Regions from separate parts of the Homo sapiens genome. Here region 1 is linked to region 2. The links are chromatin loops, found by intact Hi-C in ENCODE. Cell type or tissue: endothelial cell of umbilical vein. All regions are shown on one strand. Each heading gives the region's core, and the rest is flanking DNA. Links, peaks and the distances in the headings are about the cores only.

Region 1 (8,393 bases), core at 394-8,393, 55 kb after region 2:
GGAAAGGAGGGCCTGGGGAAAGAGGGAGAGAAAGGCCTTGTGTGTGACCCAGCCCAGGCCTGGAAGTACGTGGAGCCAGGGCCTCTCTCTGGGGAGGCCTCCCACTGTGTCCGAGCTGGCCAGGCTTGAGAGGAGGGGAGGGCACTGAGTTTCTTCTGGAGTCTTGTCATTTAGTCCTGCGGCCCTTTCAGTCCTTACAGAGTGCATAGTGGGCACAGGGCAAGTGCTGATCTTCATGAAGTCATGGGAGGGGACTGGCAGGGGCTGGGAAAAGTGCCATAGGAGGGAGAAAAATGTGGGAGCATCATCTTCCCTCAGAGAAAGGGTGAATCTGATTTTGGAGTGACTGAGGAGGGAGAAATCCTCAGGGAGTAAAAAGCAGCACTCTGCACCCAGGGGAGCATTTATTGGTTTCTCTATTTTCTGCAGAGCACGTGAGCCTGCAAGGCCCGGATCAACGCCCGGTTGGGACAGGAGACCACCAGGGCAGTGCACAGCTGGGATTTCAGTCTCTGGTGTCAACTCCTGGGTCTACTGGCTCCACTGAGGGCAGCTACACTCTGCAGCCAGATGGCCAGAATTCAACTCCCTGCCCAGGTCTCACCAGCACTTTCCCACTTGGTGCCTCAGTTTCCTCATCTATGAAATGGGGAAACTAACAGCATTTATTTCTTGTGGTTGGGTGGATGAAAAGCGTTAGTATATATGAGGGGTTTGCAGCTGTGCCACATTATTTTTGTTATCATTTGATTATATTTTAATATATTACATATGCGGTCATTGTATTATTATTATAAATGAGATTTATGAGTGAGTGTCCTGGTTACGGCTCCTTCTGGGGAGCCCAGGACCAGCTTTCCTGGCACCTTGAGGTCCCCTCACCCTGTCACACTCTCATGCATTACCTCATATCTACTATGTCTTCATAATTTTATACTATAGAAATTTACCCTTTAAGTAGACATTTCTGGTCTGTGTTTTATTTCAAGTGTCTGGGAAGGGATAGAGTATGAGGTTCAAGAGAGAAGGAGAGGTCTGTCTTCATGCCTTGACACAGCACAAAGAAATCTCCCCACCTCCCCCACATCTCCCCACCAGTTCTCGGTGATGGACAGATTCACAGCAACACAGAAAGGGCTGGGAAGGGATGGAGGGGGACATCTGCAGCCAGTGTTTAGGGGCTGACCCTGTGGGAAGACACCTGCCTTGCAGAGGACCTCTGCATCTTGCAGATGCAGAGCTGAAGTCTGATATGAGGGAGAGGACAGGGAGTGCTTTGGACTTTCCTGATTAAGAAGAATAGAGATCAGTCTGCTTCTGGGGTTAAGTGACCCCTGGGGAGATTGGACTGAATTAATGAAGAATAAATGAACTGGGAATGAGGATGAGTAAAGCAAGTATCAGCATCTCCCATTATCAGTTCAGACTGATTGGTAGATGGGGAGGTGGGATAGTTCCTGACCCTGTTGTGAGGTTCCTTTTAACTTTCTGGCCTTGGGGCACAGATGGGTGGTGCTCTTCTTGGTCAGGGTAGCCTCGGCTCCACTCAGGTAAGGCAGTGGTGGCAGGGAGAGTTATGGGATCACCTGTGAAACGGACCAAGGCAGGGATGGGAGCCCTCTGTGCAGCAAAAGTGGATGCAAGGCCTGCCTAGAAGCAAGAGGATGAAGGAACCTAGTTGGGTCCTGGTCCACTGCCTGCCTGTGTTCACAGGTCAACCAGTAAAGGAGGTGGGGTAGAGAATTCAATCGTGGGCTATCTATCCAGAGATGTGTTTACAGGTGTATTATTTCACATTTGTGTTCACGTTTGGTGTCAAAAACACATTTATACATGCCTATTTCATGTTTAAGTATTTTCACATTTTAGTTAACCCTTAAATATCATTGTTGAATGCGGTTGTCATTAGACATAAACTTGCATATTCACTGAAGCTTTTGTTTTTATTTTAATCAAATTTATAATTGTGCACAATTGAAAGAGTCAAATATTTGTGCAGAATCTCTTGAGAAAAATGAGAGTCCTCTCTGCCTCTTCTCAATTTCTGCCTTTCTAGGGGCCAACCACTTTCAAGTTTTTTAGCTGATTCTTTTGACTTTACTTCTGTATCTCTAACTACCATTTCTTTATTATTATTGCTTGATTTTTTTCAGATGCACCCATTGTTGCACAGCGCAATGGTGGATGCAACAGTTAAGAGTACTTGTTCTCTTTCACTCTTCCCAGTATATTTATATAGTGATTATGTTTAGTTCAGCCATCTCTTGTTTCTTTTACCATGACTAATCCTCTCATATGTCAACTGGACTACTTTTCACTGCCTGTACAACATTGGTTCTTCTTGGAGTTAATACTTGCATTTGTTTTTGTTTATTTTATTAACTCTCATTAATTTAAGTTTGATATCTCTTTTGTTTGTATGATTCTTTCAAGACGTTGGACACTTTGGACATTCTGTTAATTTTATCTTCTTGGAAATGTCCCTCCTGGGCCCTTCTGGCTGCTCCCATCTGGACTGGAGGCTTCTCCCCGTGGAGCAGAGTCACTGTCCTAGGATCTCCCTCCATCACTATCTGGGAAGGTGCTTTACATGCAGTGGAGCCACCTGGGTTCCAGCCAAAATGCAGACTGATTCAACATGTCAAGGCTGGGCCTGTGAGCCTTTCTGTCTAGTTTCAGGAGGTGCTGATTTTCCTGGTTCATGGGTGATAGCTGGGGTAGCAGGGATCTCTCTTTTTGTCTCATAGTTTTCTGTATCTAAGGTAAGCGCATACTAATATATTTTTAATGAATTCATGTACTTTTTCCCTAAATTAGTAACAGGGCTAATTAGTCTTTTCCTTGGGCCAAAAACTACATTATGTAAAATTTGGTATCTTAACTATTTTAAAGTATACAGTAGTACAGTATTAACTGTAAATACATAGTTGTGCAACAGATCTCTAGAACTTTTCATCTTGCAACACTGAAACTCTATGCCCATTGAACAAACATTCATCCATCCCCCTCACCGAGCCCCTAGCAGCCATTAGTCTACTTTCAGTTTAGACACCTCATATAAATGGAAATGTGCAGTATTGGGTTTTCTTTGTGATTGGCTTATTTTACTTAGCAGTGTCCTTCAGGTTTATCCCTGTTGCAGCCTGTGACCAGGTTTCCTTCTTAAGGCTGAATGATATTCCGTTGTCGATATATACCACATTTTCTTCATTCATGTGTTGGTGTGTGTTGTCTTGGCTATCGTGAATAATGCTGCTTTGAATATGGGTATACAATGTTTTTCTTTTCAAACCTTCCCTCACTTTGGTGGAATTAATCCTTTAGTAGCTACTTCTGACAGCACATATTTAAAGTATGTTTGTATGGTTCAATTTTTCCATTGTTTTTATTCTCTCCAGGAAGAGGAGATAAATATATGAAGGTGCTGTTTGGCACAGAATTTAATAGGGAAGAAAGAGACAGTATAACTCACCAGTGCTGGGTCTCATCATCCTGCAATTTCAGAACAACTATGAATACAAAAAGAATTTTAAAATCCCAGTCCTGCCTAGAAAGGGGAAGTCATCTCTAAATATGGTGGCCCTGGGGCAGCTGGCCTCCCTGCCAGGCCTCTTCCATGGGGGCCCTTTCTGCAGTGACTGTGGTTTCTTCCCATTTTACTCTGTCCTGTGTCCTGACTGAAGCGACAAGGTGTGTCTGCAGCTGTGCTCACACCTGGAGGAAACCTCAATGGTGTGAGTAAATTGTAAATGTTTACTTATTATGGGTTATTTTATTATTTATGAAGTATGTATTTTGATTTCATTCTACTGACAACACAATAAACCAGGACATGATGACCCTAGCAGCACATCCTCTTTCCTGTGTCAAGAAGCATCGTCCGGGGAGGTGAGAAGAAGACAGTCCTCCCTAGAATTGAAGAACCAGGGAGAACCAGATGGGCTGGGCAGGTGGGTTTTCACCTGGAACCTGGAGGATGAGCAATGACATCTCTCCACCCTGAGCTCAGCCCCGGCATCCACCTCCTGGGCTCATGAGCAGTGCAGTGGTGCCTCCTAGTGGTCTCTGCTCTTCCTTTTCCAGATCAAGCACAAACCTGAGATCCAACTGTCCCTCTTATGCGCCTGGGTTTCTTCACTGGACACCAGTATGAGTCAACTTTCCTGTAAAGCAGAACAAGCACGAGATTGGACCATGTTAGAGGAGGAATGGTGTCATCTCCACTTCTGGAGAGATCACTGTCCCCGTGTTTGGGGGAAGGACCAAGCCTCACTCCCATGCAGAGAAGAAGCTCTGACTGTAACTGCACCTGTGGAGAGGTGAGGACCTGTCCCCTCTACACCGATGGCCAGAGCCTCCAGAGTGGGGCCAGGCTTTTCCCTCAGCTGTGTCCTGTCAGGTTTATCTAGGCCTCAAAGAATAGACCCTGGACATTGCCTCTGGCAATGTGAGCTGGACACACACCCAGATGTAAGGTAGCCCTGCCAAGTATCCTGGGGTTGCCAGTAGTTCTGGGTGCTCAGTGTCTGGAGCGGAGGGTGGGAAGGAGGCTTGATGCAGAACAAGAACCATATGTCACATACTATTTTATTCTTTATTAGTGTTTTTGTCATAAAAAACCCCACGGGTACCATAAAAGATAAAAGATCTAAAAATGGTGCCCTTTAATCAAAAGTAAACACCCTTTAACCATCAGAGAGAGGGAGAAGTTTGGCAGCTGACCTAGAAGCCCCATCAACTGCCCCAGCTCAATGATAAACTCTTCTCTTCTTCAAATAAAAGCACATCCTGGCTTACATGGCCATCACTTCTTTGTACAATTTTATATTTTTATCATCTAAAGTTATAGTTTAGTTTTACCTTTAAGAGTATATTTTTATCCTCATTTATTCCATAGATTCCTGCTTGAAATTTATATTGTCTGGTAGTTTCCTGTCCTTTGCATTTTGCAGATTGCACCCCAAGGTGTGGTTTAATGTATCTCTATGACCTGTATTTTCTGTAAATTGGTAGTTTGTTATAGAGGTTTGCGTCTATTCAGGGTTTTTTTTTTTTTTTTTTTTTTTGCCATGAGGATTGATGGTACTATATCATGTTTTTCATCAAGAGGAAGAATTCAATACTAGTTATTTCTTTTTTGTGATGTTAATTGCCATTGCTGTTCAGTGGCTAAATCTGTTAATTCATTACAAATTGCAAAAGTCTCAGTCTTTCATTTCTTTTCATATACTAGCTGCATAATTTCTAAAATAAAAGATTTACCCTCTTCCACCAGTTATCTATTCAGTAGAAACTTGTTTTTTGAGAGACTAAACCAAGTTTCTAATCACCTATGACCCAGCAATTCCACTTTTTGTTATATACCAATAGAAATGCATGCATTTGTGTCCCAAAATATATGAAAATATTATTTATAGCAGCACGATTTGTAGACTCTGAATACAACACAAATGTCTATCAACAGTGGAGAGACAAGAAGTGTGAGCTATTTATAAAGCTGAGCACCTGACTGCCACGGGAGTGATAGTGACCACACACAGCAAGACCTGGGACATGGCAGTGACTGTGTCCAGAACTGACAGAACTAATCTATCATATTAGAAATCAAGAAAGTGTCTGCTCTAGGGTTGGGGAGGGTGATTTATGACCAAGTAGAACCCAATGGTGTTTCCTGGAGGCTGGAAATGCTATTCCTTGATGTGGCTGCTATTTACCTGAGTGTTCACTTTGTGAAAATCCACGGCCCACTTATGGTTTGTCCACCTTTCTCCATGCATGTTGTCCTTCATTCAAGTATACATTTCTGATGTTTTGAAACAATTCTCTCTAAGCTAATATAGAATCTCCATTACTGAAAGTCCTTAGAAATGCTGCATTGGAAAAAATTAGTCCAATTATTAAAAATCTATGAAATAAATGCTGTGACTCAGACATTAAGAGGAGAATCTACAACAAGAGCAGTAGGCTTGGGAGCTAACGCAAGAACAGCTTTGGAAATGGCTGTTGAGCCAGGAACTAGGAATCAAAACCCAAAAAGGCCCATGCAAGGTGGAGGGTGTGAAATGATGCCCCAGTAGTGCATGAATGAATGAGTCATGGGCAGTGGCTCATGGGTTGCTTGGTCAGTCAGGAACTTGAGCAAAATAAAGTTGGAAAACTGGGGGATGGAAGAGAGAGGTATGCACAGACCTCTTGACATGGGCAGAGCTTCAGAAGATGGTGGTTGCAGGTTTCCCCAAATAGAGAACATCAATAAAAAGGTAGAAATTTTACAAAGAGACCAGATAAAAAGTTTGGAGCTGAAAAGTGCAATAACTGAAATGAAAAATTCACTAGAGGGGCTCCAGAGCAAATTTCACCATGCAGAATGGAGAATCAGCAAGCTTGAAGATAAGACAATTGAAATTCTCTAGTTCAGTAGCAGAAAGAAAAAAAATTATGAAGAAAAATAAACAGAACTTTAAAGATCTGTGAGACAACATCAAGCACATGCACTTTGGGAGTCCTCAAAGAAAGGAGAGAGAGAAAGGAGAAGAATGACTATTTAAAGAATAACTCCAAACCTTCCAAATTTGATGAAAAACATTATTCATCCAACAAACTTGACAAATTTTAAGCAGCAAAAAAAATTAAATTTAAAGAGGTCCACACCAAGAGAACATTATAATCAACCTGTCAAAAGCCAATGACAAACAGAGCATATTGAAATGAATAACAGAGAAGGAACTTTTCAGGTTCAATGGATCCTCAATAAGATTGCAGCCCAGTTTTCTTCAGAAACCATAGAGTTCAGAAGGCATTGGAATGTTGACAAATTTAGAGGTCAGAAAAAAAAAGACTGTCATGCAGGAATTGTGTGTCTGGAAAAACTCTCCTTCAGAAATAATGGATTTTATATATATATAAATATATATATATACACACATATATATACATATATATACATATATATGACTATACATAGTACTACATATATATAACTATATATAGTACTACTATGAAATTATATATATAGTACTATATATAGTAGTCATACTATAAAAGCTAGTAGTAATATGTATATTTTTGGTGTTTATATGTGTGTGTGTGTGTGTGTGTGTGTGCATATATATATAGTACTATATATAGTAGTCCTATAAAAGCTAGTAGTAACATGTATATTTTTGGTGTTTAATTCTTCCTTTGTTTTTCCTATTTGGTTTAAAAGAAAATGCCCATTGACTAATGAATGAATAAACAACATGTAGTGTATTTCTACAATGGAATATGATTTAGCCATAAAAGGAATGAAATACTGATACATGCTACAACATTGCTGAATCTCAAAAACATGATAAGTGAAGGAAATCAGCTACAAAAGGATACATATTTCATGAACCCATTTTTGTGAAATCTTCAGAAGAGACCAATCTATAGAGAAAGAAAGCAGACTTGTGGTGACAGGGTCTGGTGGCAGGAGGAAATGGAGGGTGACTGCTTAATGGTGCAGAGTTTCCCCTGAGGTGATGAAATACTCTGGAACTAGAGAGTGATGATGGCTACATAACATTGCGAACCTACTAATTGTCACTGCATTGTACACCTATTGTACAATGGGTACAGTGGTAAATTTTGTGTTCATGTATATTGTATCACAGTAAAAAAGAGGCTGAAGAATAGATTCCAAAATCTTTTATATGGTAAACTCCTGAGTTTGCTTGAGCATCTGCCCATCTGTCTTTCCCCCTCAGGATGTCATCTCCTACTCAGAGCTCACCCTTGTTCTTCTGTAAGTAGAAAGCCTTTCTTCACAACACTCCCAGATCAGCCAGACCCAACCCCCAAAATGACTTTCTGTCTTGGATCCAAATGCTCAGGTGCAACTCTGGGGCAATTTCAGTGGGAGTGAAGAGATTATCCAACTAGGATGATTCATTTGGAGGGAAATGTTTGACCTTATGTTAGGAAAGTCATTTGCTTTCCTAAAAAGGATCCTGCTTACCAGTGAGTATATAATTTTTGTATGCCCGGGGTGGAGTTCACAGCAGAGGAACTAACAATAGCTCTAGGAACACCATACACCTCATGCGTAGCTGACTCACCCATCTGCCTCCCCCAGCTGAAGGAAGGAGCTGGATTATTACCTTGGCCCATCCATCAACTGCATTTCACTGGATGTGCACCCTCTACAAGTGTGAACCTTCCAGGGTTCTCAGTTGCTCTTCCTGCTGTTGTGTGGCCTCCACTGGTGTGGCTCATGCCCAGGGGGCCTGCAGGAGACTGAGTGTCTCCTAATTCTCAAGGCCAACATTTTCAGTGAGCTCAAATGAAGATTTTATGTTCTCAGGGACTCATATTTTCATCTGTGGAAGGGAAAAATCCATCTCGCTGTCTTAGGTGTGATGGTAATTTTA
Region 2 (8,234 bases), core at 1-8,000:
TTTGAGACAGAGAAAGAAGATACAACAATATCTCAGATTTTTTTTGTAAATGCCTTTAATATTAATATTCTCTTTGATAAGTTGCAACAGAGTTGAGAAAATACAGTAGCTAAATTAAAGTGTCCCAAGACTTTGGTGCCATACAATAATGCCTTTACAATCATAACTACGTTTGTTTCTCTTCAGAAGTTTCTAATTCGGTTTAAGAATGCCCAAAATGCCAATTTTCTTACTCAAGCATCTACAAAAATATTTGCCTAATCAGGGTGCTTTGCAGTTAGAAAAATGTGAATCTCACACCTCTGTCTATACACTAGCTTAGCATCATGACAATAATTTGTTTGGCTAGGGTAGGCAGAAATTGTTTACTCCAATCTAGGAACAAGATTTTTCAATAACTGGCTATTCAGTGGGCATCCTATGAAAGTTTAACATCTTTCACTGTGTTTTTTAATTAGATGTGGTAGAAGTGATTTGGACTCCTGTATGATTCTGAAAAACACTGTTCTTTTGTGCTGCTATCATTGCTGTACAAGCATCTCTTTCATGTTTTCCATTCTTATTGCTATTTCATCACTAGTTATTCCTTTATGTCTTTTCATTTAATTTATTTTGCTCAACAATGCTTTTTTTTTTTACTGTGTAAAAGTTTAATCCACTTGTATGTGTGGTAAAATGTGAGCAACATATCAAATTCTCAAATTCTTTGCAAGATACAATTGCCTTGCACATCAGATTGAACACTGTATGCCAGACAATGTAGAGAGTTGCCAATTAGCCCAGGGTCAAATGACCTCTTTCTAGCCAAGGCTATTTTTCATGAGATCCTGGTCCTCTCTGTCACATGACTCTTTACAATTGGCTGTGGCTTTGTTTTAACGTGTGTAGTTATTGCTAAGGATCCTTGAGATGAACTTTGGTATTTTCTTTTCTCTTTCATTTCCAAATAATCAGTCAGGAATGGCACACAAGGTGCATTTTGAAAAATGACACTTTAAAGATTTGTGGGCCGGGAATGGTGGCTCATGTCTGTAATCCCAGCACTTTGGAAGGCCGAAGTTGGCGGATCACCTGAGGTCAGGAGTTTGAGACCAACCTGGACAATATGGTGAAACCCCGTCTCTACTAAAAATACAAAAATTACCTGGGTGTCGTGGTGGATGCCTATAATTCCAGCTACTCAGGAGGCTGAGGTAGGAGAATTGCTTGAACCTGGGAGGCGGAGGTTGCAGTGAACTGAGATCATGCCACTGCACTCCAGCCTGGGCAACAAGAGGGAGACTCCATCTCGAAAAGAAAGAAAGAAAGAAAGAAAGAAAGAAAGAAAGAAAGAAAGAAAGAAAGAAAGAAAGAAAGAAAGAAAGAAAGAAAGAAAGAAAGAAAGAAAGAAAGAAAGAAAGAAAGAAAGAAAGAAAGAAAGAAAGAAAGAAAGAGAAAGAAAGAAAGAAAGAAAAGAAGGAAAGAAGGAAGGAAGGAAGGAAGGAAGGAAGGAAGGAAGGAAGGAAGGAAGGAAAGAAAGAAAGAAAGATTTATGATCAAGTAACTTAACTACCTGGACATCCCCTCCTGGCATAAAAAACAAAACCTATGAAGCCACCCTCGGCTGTTGTCCAATTCTATTCCCCAAAAGGAACTTCTATCTTGAGTCTTGTATTTACTATTCCTTTTCATTGTCTCTAAAGATTTTTACAATAAGTATATATATATATATCCAAATCACAGTTTGACCTGCTTTTTTTAACTTCCCCGTACAGAGAACTCACACAATGTGCATTCTTCTGTGATGCTGATGCATGTTATGTGTAGGAGAGTTATCTCTGATGTGGGAGGGTGCTGTTCATTCACTGTTGCTGCTGAAGTTTTACTTTTTATTATTATACGACTATTTTGTTAATTCCCATTGATGTATATGTGATTGTTTCCAGTTTTTGCCATAAACATTGGTGTACATGTCTCCTGGACACATAGCCAAGAATGTCCCCAGGGGGTATGATCAGGAGGCAGATGGTGGGATTATATGATGTATGGACATTAATCATACTAGATAAGGCTAATTTGATTTCTCAAGTGCTTGTACCAAGAATGGGAAAGAGCTTGTGTTGCTCATGTGTTCTGAAAACATTCAGTTGGAGGCAGAAATTAAATGTTAAAAGGTACTGTCTTGGCTATAGAATCACCCTAGGCATTTTTTCATATTCCATTAACAACTTCCTTTTCTTTACTTTTATATTATAAATTACGGCATTATACTTTTAGCATAAAGTTCAAATAATGCTTCCTTTTGGCCTAAACACTTGGAGTTTATGAAAAAAATGGAGGGAGGGAGAAAGCTCTGAGGGAGGAAAGGAGGAAAGAAGGAAGGAAGGACAGAGAAAGACAAAATTTAAAATGTTCAAAAATAGGAGGAAAGAGTTGGAAACAGCAAGTATAGCTAATGTTATTAAAATGCAAGGGATTAAAAGATATGTAGATAATATCCATGGAATAATGGAAACTTAAGAAAGCCTTAATAGTTATCAAGTGCTGTGTCACAAACTACCTCAAAATTTAGTAGCTTAATAGAACAAATATCTGTTAACTCAAAGAGATACTACACACACAAGTAAAATAGATTCTGTGGGGGTGGCAGAAGTTGGATAAAGAGAAGGATTTTACAGGTTGGAATAAGAGTTATTGATATGCAGATGGAAATAATTTTTAGTCCAAGTCCTTCAAGGAGCAGATGCCAAGATGAGCTTAAAGTCTGCGACATCTTATAAGGGGACACACCCGTAAGGGAATATGGGAAGTGAGCCAGAAATCCCTGAGAAAAGGCGGCAGACCACGATGCAAGTGTGACCCCAAGTGCTGGACAGAAGGAGAGAAAGTTTGTTTGACGCATCCTAGAGCACAGGCAATCTAAGGAGAGTTGAGCAAGGCCGTGGAGGAGTCTTCCAGCTACAGTTAGCCATCAGAGGAGTCCCGTGTCTCCCAGGAATGGCTTGCCTTAATGCCTGCTGTGACCAGTCACTGGCTGGGAACAGCCCATGGGAAGCAGGGCTTTGCACCAATCCTGCTGAGGATGTCAGAGCACAGGAGCACAGCCTTGGGACATTACCTGTGAGTATCACTCAATCCTTCCTTCCTGAGGGTTCTGGGCTCTTGAATATGAAACCCTCTCAGGCTGGGTTGCTGGATGATTCTGCTCACACTTACAACAGGACAAGGGGAACCATAAGGTCTCCAAGTGGATCTCTTATTTCCACACACACATCTCCTGCCCTCCTTGTGTGATAGCAGCCCTGCCTCCTCCTCTTCTCACCTGCTTGTATCTGGACACATACTATTCAAACATCCCTGGGGGCAGCCATAATGTATATTTCCATGGACTCTCATTTAAATGTCTCCTTGCCAGGGTGCCCCCTTTGGGAAACCAGGACCTCCTCCCCTACAGAGCCCAGATATTGGAGATGAGAAGTGCAAAATCACCCTGAAGGTGAATATAAGGGTTTAGATATGGAGCCACACCTGCTTCTACTTCTTGGTTTTTGGACCCACGTATTCTTCCTTCTGTAAACACAGCACTATAGAGACATCTTTGATTCAATACATGCACCACATCCTGAAAGATGGCACCCATTCCTCAGAGGGTTTCATCCAAGCTGGCACTAAGTTGTGTCTGTAGAGACCTGTCCATGACTCTGTGTGGCTGGCAGCCCCTGGGAGGTGCAGGTGGTGATAAGACCAGGGGGTGCCATGGTCATGGACCACGCTTCATCCCCTTTCCTCTGAGGTGTGTCCCGCGGGCAGATAATGTACTGAAATTCTGAGCCAGTGGCTCAGGAATGCCAATAGTGATACTGGCTGAGGGTCTAAGAGTAGAGAGGAAAACCACACCACATCTAATAGGTGCCTATCCCTGTGAGGATGAACCTCCGCCCCCCGGGCCGCCTCCCACTTGAGCTGGGTGATCTGAGCCGCCGTGTCTGCGGCTGTCAAGGAGCACAGGTCCTCGTTCAGGACGATGTAATCCTTGCCATCGTAAGCAAGCTGGTGATACCCGCGGAGTAGGCGCCCGTCCGACCCCACGTCGCAGACAGACATCCTCTAGATGGGTGTGAGACCCTGGCCCCGCCCCCGCGGCCAGCCCCGCCCACCGAGCCCCGCCCTCGCCAGGACCAACCTGCGGGGATTTTGGCTGAAAATGAAACCGGGTAACGGCTCCTGGGCCTCTCCCGGGTCAAGGGTCTCCAGGTCCCGCTGCCTCGGCGTGGATCTCGGACCCAGAGACTCGGGGAGACCCGGGCGGTCCGTGGGGGATGTGGAGGGGTAGTGACCTGCGCCCCCGGCCGGTGTCACTCACAGGCCTCACTCTGGTTGTAGTAGCCGCTCAGGGTCCGCAGGTTCACTCGGTAAAACTGTGCTTTGGCCTTGGCGGTCCCTGTCTCCTCTTCCCAATATTCCGGCCCCTCCTGCTCCATCCACGGCGCCCGCGGCTCCATCCTGGGACTCGTGGCGTCGCTGTCGAGCCGCACGCACTGCGTGTCGTCCACGTCGCCCACGGAGAGGAAGCGGGGATCCGCGCGGCCGGGCCGGGACATGGTGGTGTGGAAATACCTCAAGGAGTGGAAGCCTGGGAGCAAGGAGGGGGCTGAGACCCTCCCGACCCTCCTCCCGGCACCGCAACCGGGTTCCTGCGCCCCCGCCGGGCAGGCCCCTAGCTACTCCCCACAGACGCCGTTTCCCTCCCGACCCCGCACTCACCTGCCCAGGTCTGGGTCAGGACCAGGGCCCCCGAGAGCAGCAGAAGCAGGGTTCGGGGCGCCATGACACCATCCTCGGCGACTGGGAAGAATCGGAGTCCCGGTGGGTGCGTGGGAACTTTAGAACCGGGACCGCGGCTACATTGATTGGCTTCTCTAGAAACCCGACACTCAATGGGAGTGAGAACTGGGGCAGCCCGGTGAGTACCCAGGAAGAAGGACCCGACACAGGTTGGGAGAGGGAGAAGAGAAACCCTGCAAAGATGGGGAATGCCCAGCGCTGGGCCTCCCCAATCCATACACCGCCTTTGGGGCCTGAGATCCTGAGAGCCACGCCTGAGGCCCTGGGACTTCGCCCTGACCCCGCTACTTCTGTGCCAAGCGCTCTGTCTCAATGTTTCCCTGAGTCTTGGCCCAGGAGCTGTCTGAGAAACCAGGGAGAAACCCTCGGAATGGGCCCCGTCCCTCTCTCTTCACTTTGCATCACGGAATCCCCGTCCCAGAACTGGACTCCCTGCCTCCTACTCCTTACCTGTCCCCGTGGACTCTTCTAGAAGAAAAATCACCCCAGGGAGCTTGTTGCCAGAGAGTGAGCTTGCCCTGGGAATGGAGGTGTAGAGACAGGGTTTTTTGTTGTTGTTGTTTGTTTGTTTTTTAAATCTGGAAAAGTTGTGCCTGAGTGCATGAGATAGAATAGAGACCAGTTTGCTTTTTGTTTATTAACTACAGTGGGTAGCAGAATCTTGGTAACTCCTAATGATCAGGAATCTAATCGGCCAAAAATGTGACTTTGGTCCCTTGACATATAAATGTGTCTAAAAGCATTACAACAGGAATCACAAAGCTCCTAAGTTTCACTTTCCCAGACAATGTATCTGTGACTCCCGCTTGTAGTATTTTAAATTTACCTTCATTCCATAGCCCTGAGTTTCTGTGTGAGTCCAGGACATCTCCTAATACAAGGTAGCCACTGTGTTACTATATGTTGTAACCAGGAGCCAGTACGGACTTTATTCATCTCACAGTGGCAAGCACTCAATGCAGTCACAATGCCCCTCACCAGTGCTCATGCACTGCCTGTTTTTAGGAAGTATCCACTTCTAAGTGTTGTGTATATTTTATATGAACACTTAGTATTTTTTAAACCTGATTAACATAAAAAAATTAGTTTTTAGGCAGACCCACATAAGGTATTAAAGGCCAACTGCAAAGATCACCCTGCAAGGCTCTGTAGATTGATGTATTAAAATATATAAAACAATGTGTTTAAACCTGAGTTCTGCTGCTTTCGAATTCTTTCCCTCTGCTCCATTTCCTCACCTCCTGCATCTCCAGCCCTTCCCTCCATTCCTCTCATGCCTCAGGCCCTCCTCTCCCCTTAGTCCCCACCACCTTGTCACTCCTTATTTGTGACACTAGCACTGTCCCATTACCTGCTACGTGACTGTTCTCTGCACAGTGGTCCTGCTCCTGTGAGTCAGAGTGTGTCATTTCTCCACCTAAAACATTCCACTGGCTCCACCTTGGTCTTGTGAAGCTTCTGGAATGTCAGGCACGTAAGCATATGAGGGCACACCTGGTTCATTGTAGGGATTAAATTAATTTTTCTTGACTGAATGAATGAAATATGAGTCTATTAAATTGCATCACAGAAAATTATAAAATGTAAAATACTGAAAAAGTTAAGAAATATTTTATTTTATGTAATTAGTGTGCATATCAATTCATCAATTCATTCGTGCACTACCACGACTGGCAAAACAACACCCATTTATCTGCTTATACTTCCTTGGTCAGAAATCTGGGCAAGATGTGGATAGAATCCCTGTTCTGGGCTTCCAAAAGCTGTGTTTTCATTTTGAATCCTCCTTCAGGCTTATACAGAGGTGGCAGAATGCAGTTTCTGGCAGTTGTAAGACTGAGGTTTCTGTTCCTTGCTGGCTGTCAATACAGAGAATAGGCAGGGTTGTGCTCAATTCCTGGTGCCTAACAGTGTTCTTTCCTACACAGCCTCTTCATTTTCAAAGCCCACGGTAGAGGAAACCCCTCATGCTGAATCCCTCTCACACTGCAAATCTCTATGCTCAGAAAGAACACAGACCTTTCAAGGACTCACCTTATTAGGACAGTCAAAGCAGGATAAACCCAGCCTAAAGTCAACTAATTGAGGCCCTTAGTTATATCTGCTAAATCCCTTCACAGCAGCATCTACACTAGAGTTGCTTGAATAACTGGGGGAAAGTGAATGACCGGGAGGTGGCTGTTGGGGGCCATCAAAGAATCAGCCCAGCAAGGGTTGGATCTTCCTTTTGTGTTTAATTTGGACACAGTTGGAAATTGAAGTTCAAGTAAAGTGATCATTGTGAATGGTAATAAAATGCATCCTCTTCAGCCATGGACATTCTCCTTACCTTTTAAAACTAAGTTACATGTGTAATGTCTTATAATTAATTTAGGCCAGGTGTGGTGGCTCACACCTGTGATTCTAGCACCGTGGAAGGCAGAGGAAGGCAGATTTGTTGACTCCAGATGTTGAAGATCAGCCTGGGCAACATGGAGAAACCCCCATCTCTACAAAAAAATTTAGAAAATTAGCCAGGCGTGGTGCTTCATGCCTGTAGTCCCAGTTACTCAGGACGCTGAGATAAGAGGGTCCCTTGAGCCCAGGAAGTCGACACTGCAGTGCATGGTGATCATGCCACTGCACTCCAGCCTGGGCGACAGAGCGAGACCCTGTCTCAATAACAATAATATTAATAATAATGATAAATTTAGAGCAAATGCAAATTAATGTGTAATACTACATCCTCTTTTGTGAAAATGTGTTAGTTATTTACTATTGCATAACAAATTATGTAAAACTTAGCAGCTCAAAATGGCAAATATTCATCATCTCCCGCAGGTTCCAATGGTCAGGAATCCAGGAGAGGTTTCCCTGAGTGCTTCTTGCTCAGGGCCTCTCACAAGGTTGCAGTCCAGTTGTCAGCCTAGGCCTGCATCATCTGAGTGCTTCACTGGGACTGAGGATTCACATGAAACATGGATGGGTCACATGGCTGTTGGAAAAGCCCTAGTTCCTTGTTTTCTGTTCCCAGAAGGCCCCAGTTCTCAGCCACATGGACCTTCCTTCAGGGCTGCTTATGGCACAGCAGGTGGCTTCCCCCAGAGCTCATGATTCCAGAGACATTGAGAGAGAAGGGGGAGGCTGCAGTGAGTTTTATGTTCTACACCCAGAGTCACAAACTCTTATGTCAGCATTACCAGTTAGAAGTTGTATTAGTCCGTTCTCACATTGCTATAAAGAAATACCTGAGACTGGGTAATTTATAAAGGAAAGAGGTTTAATTGACTCATAGTTCTGCATTGCTGAGAAGGCTGCCCCATGAAACTTACAATCATGGCAGAAGTGGAGGCAAACACGTCCTTCTTCACATGGTGGCAGGAGAGAGAATTGCAGATCGAAGTGGGGAAAAATACCTCATAAAACCATCA

Evidence for each region. A loop is a pair of places that touch in the nucleus more often than their neighbours do. Peaks named below come from ENCODE experiments on the same cell type or tissue, not always from the same donor. Only the 100,000 strongest peaks of a DNase experiment are listed, where the experiment ranks them.
Region 1: a loop joins it to region 2, with 11 times the contacts of the local background. A loop is called at or near these places in 9 of 110 quality-filtered maps.

What each region holds. Positions count from the first base shown.
Region 1 is chr6:29,733,892-29,742,284 of GRCh38, reverse strand. The region is part of intron 1 of HLA-F-AS1 (HLA-F antisense RNA 1); the gene reads left to right. It also overlaps a transcript of HLA-F not described here and the pseudogene MICE. Among named protein-coding and RNA genes, the nearest start is that of HLA-F-AS1, 11 kb to the left of the region's middle. In endothelial cell of umbilical vein, for the core only: a CTCF peak has its summit at 4,068 (motif pointing left); a DNase peak (open chromatin) is centred at 4,054.
Region 2 is chr6:29,788,815-29,797,048 of GRCh38, reverse strand. It overlaps HCG4 (HLA complex group 4), which reads left to right and starts at 3,976. Exons shown (of 1, transcript NR_002139.2): 1 at 3,976-6,018. It also overlaps the pseudogene HLA-V. RefSeq lists an enhancer at 5,629-6,828. In endothelial cell of umbilical vein, for the core only: a CTCF peak has its summit at 4,495; no DNase peak of the experiment used is centred there; H3K4me3 peaks cover 740 bases; H3K27me3 peaks cover 2,884 bases.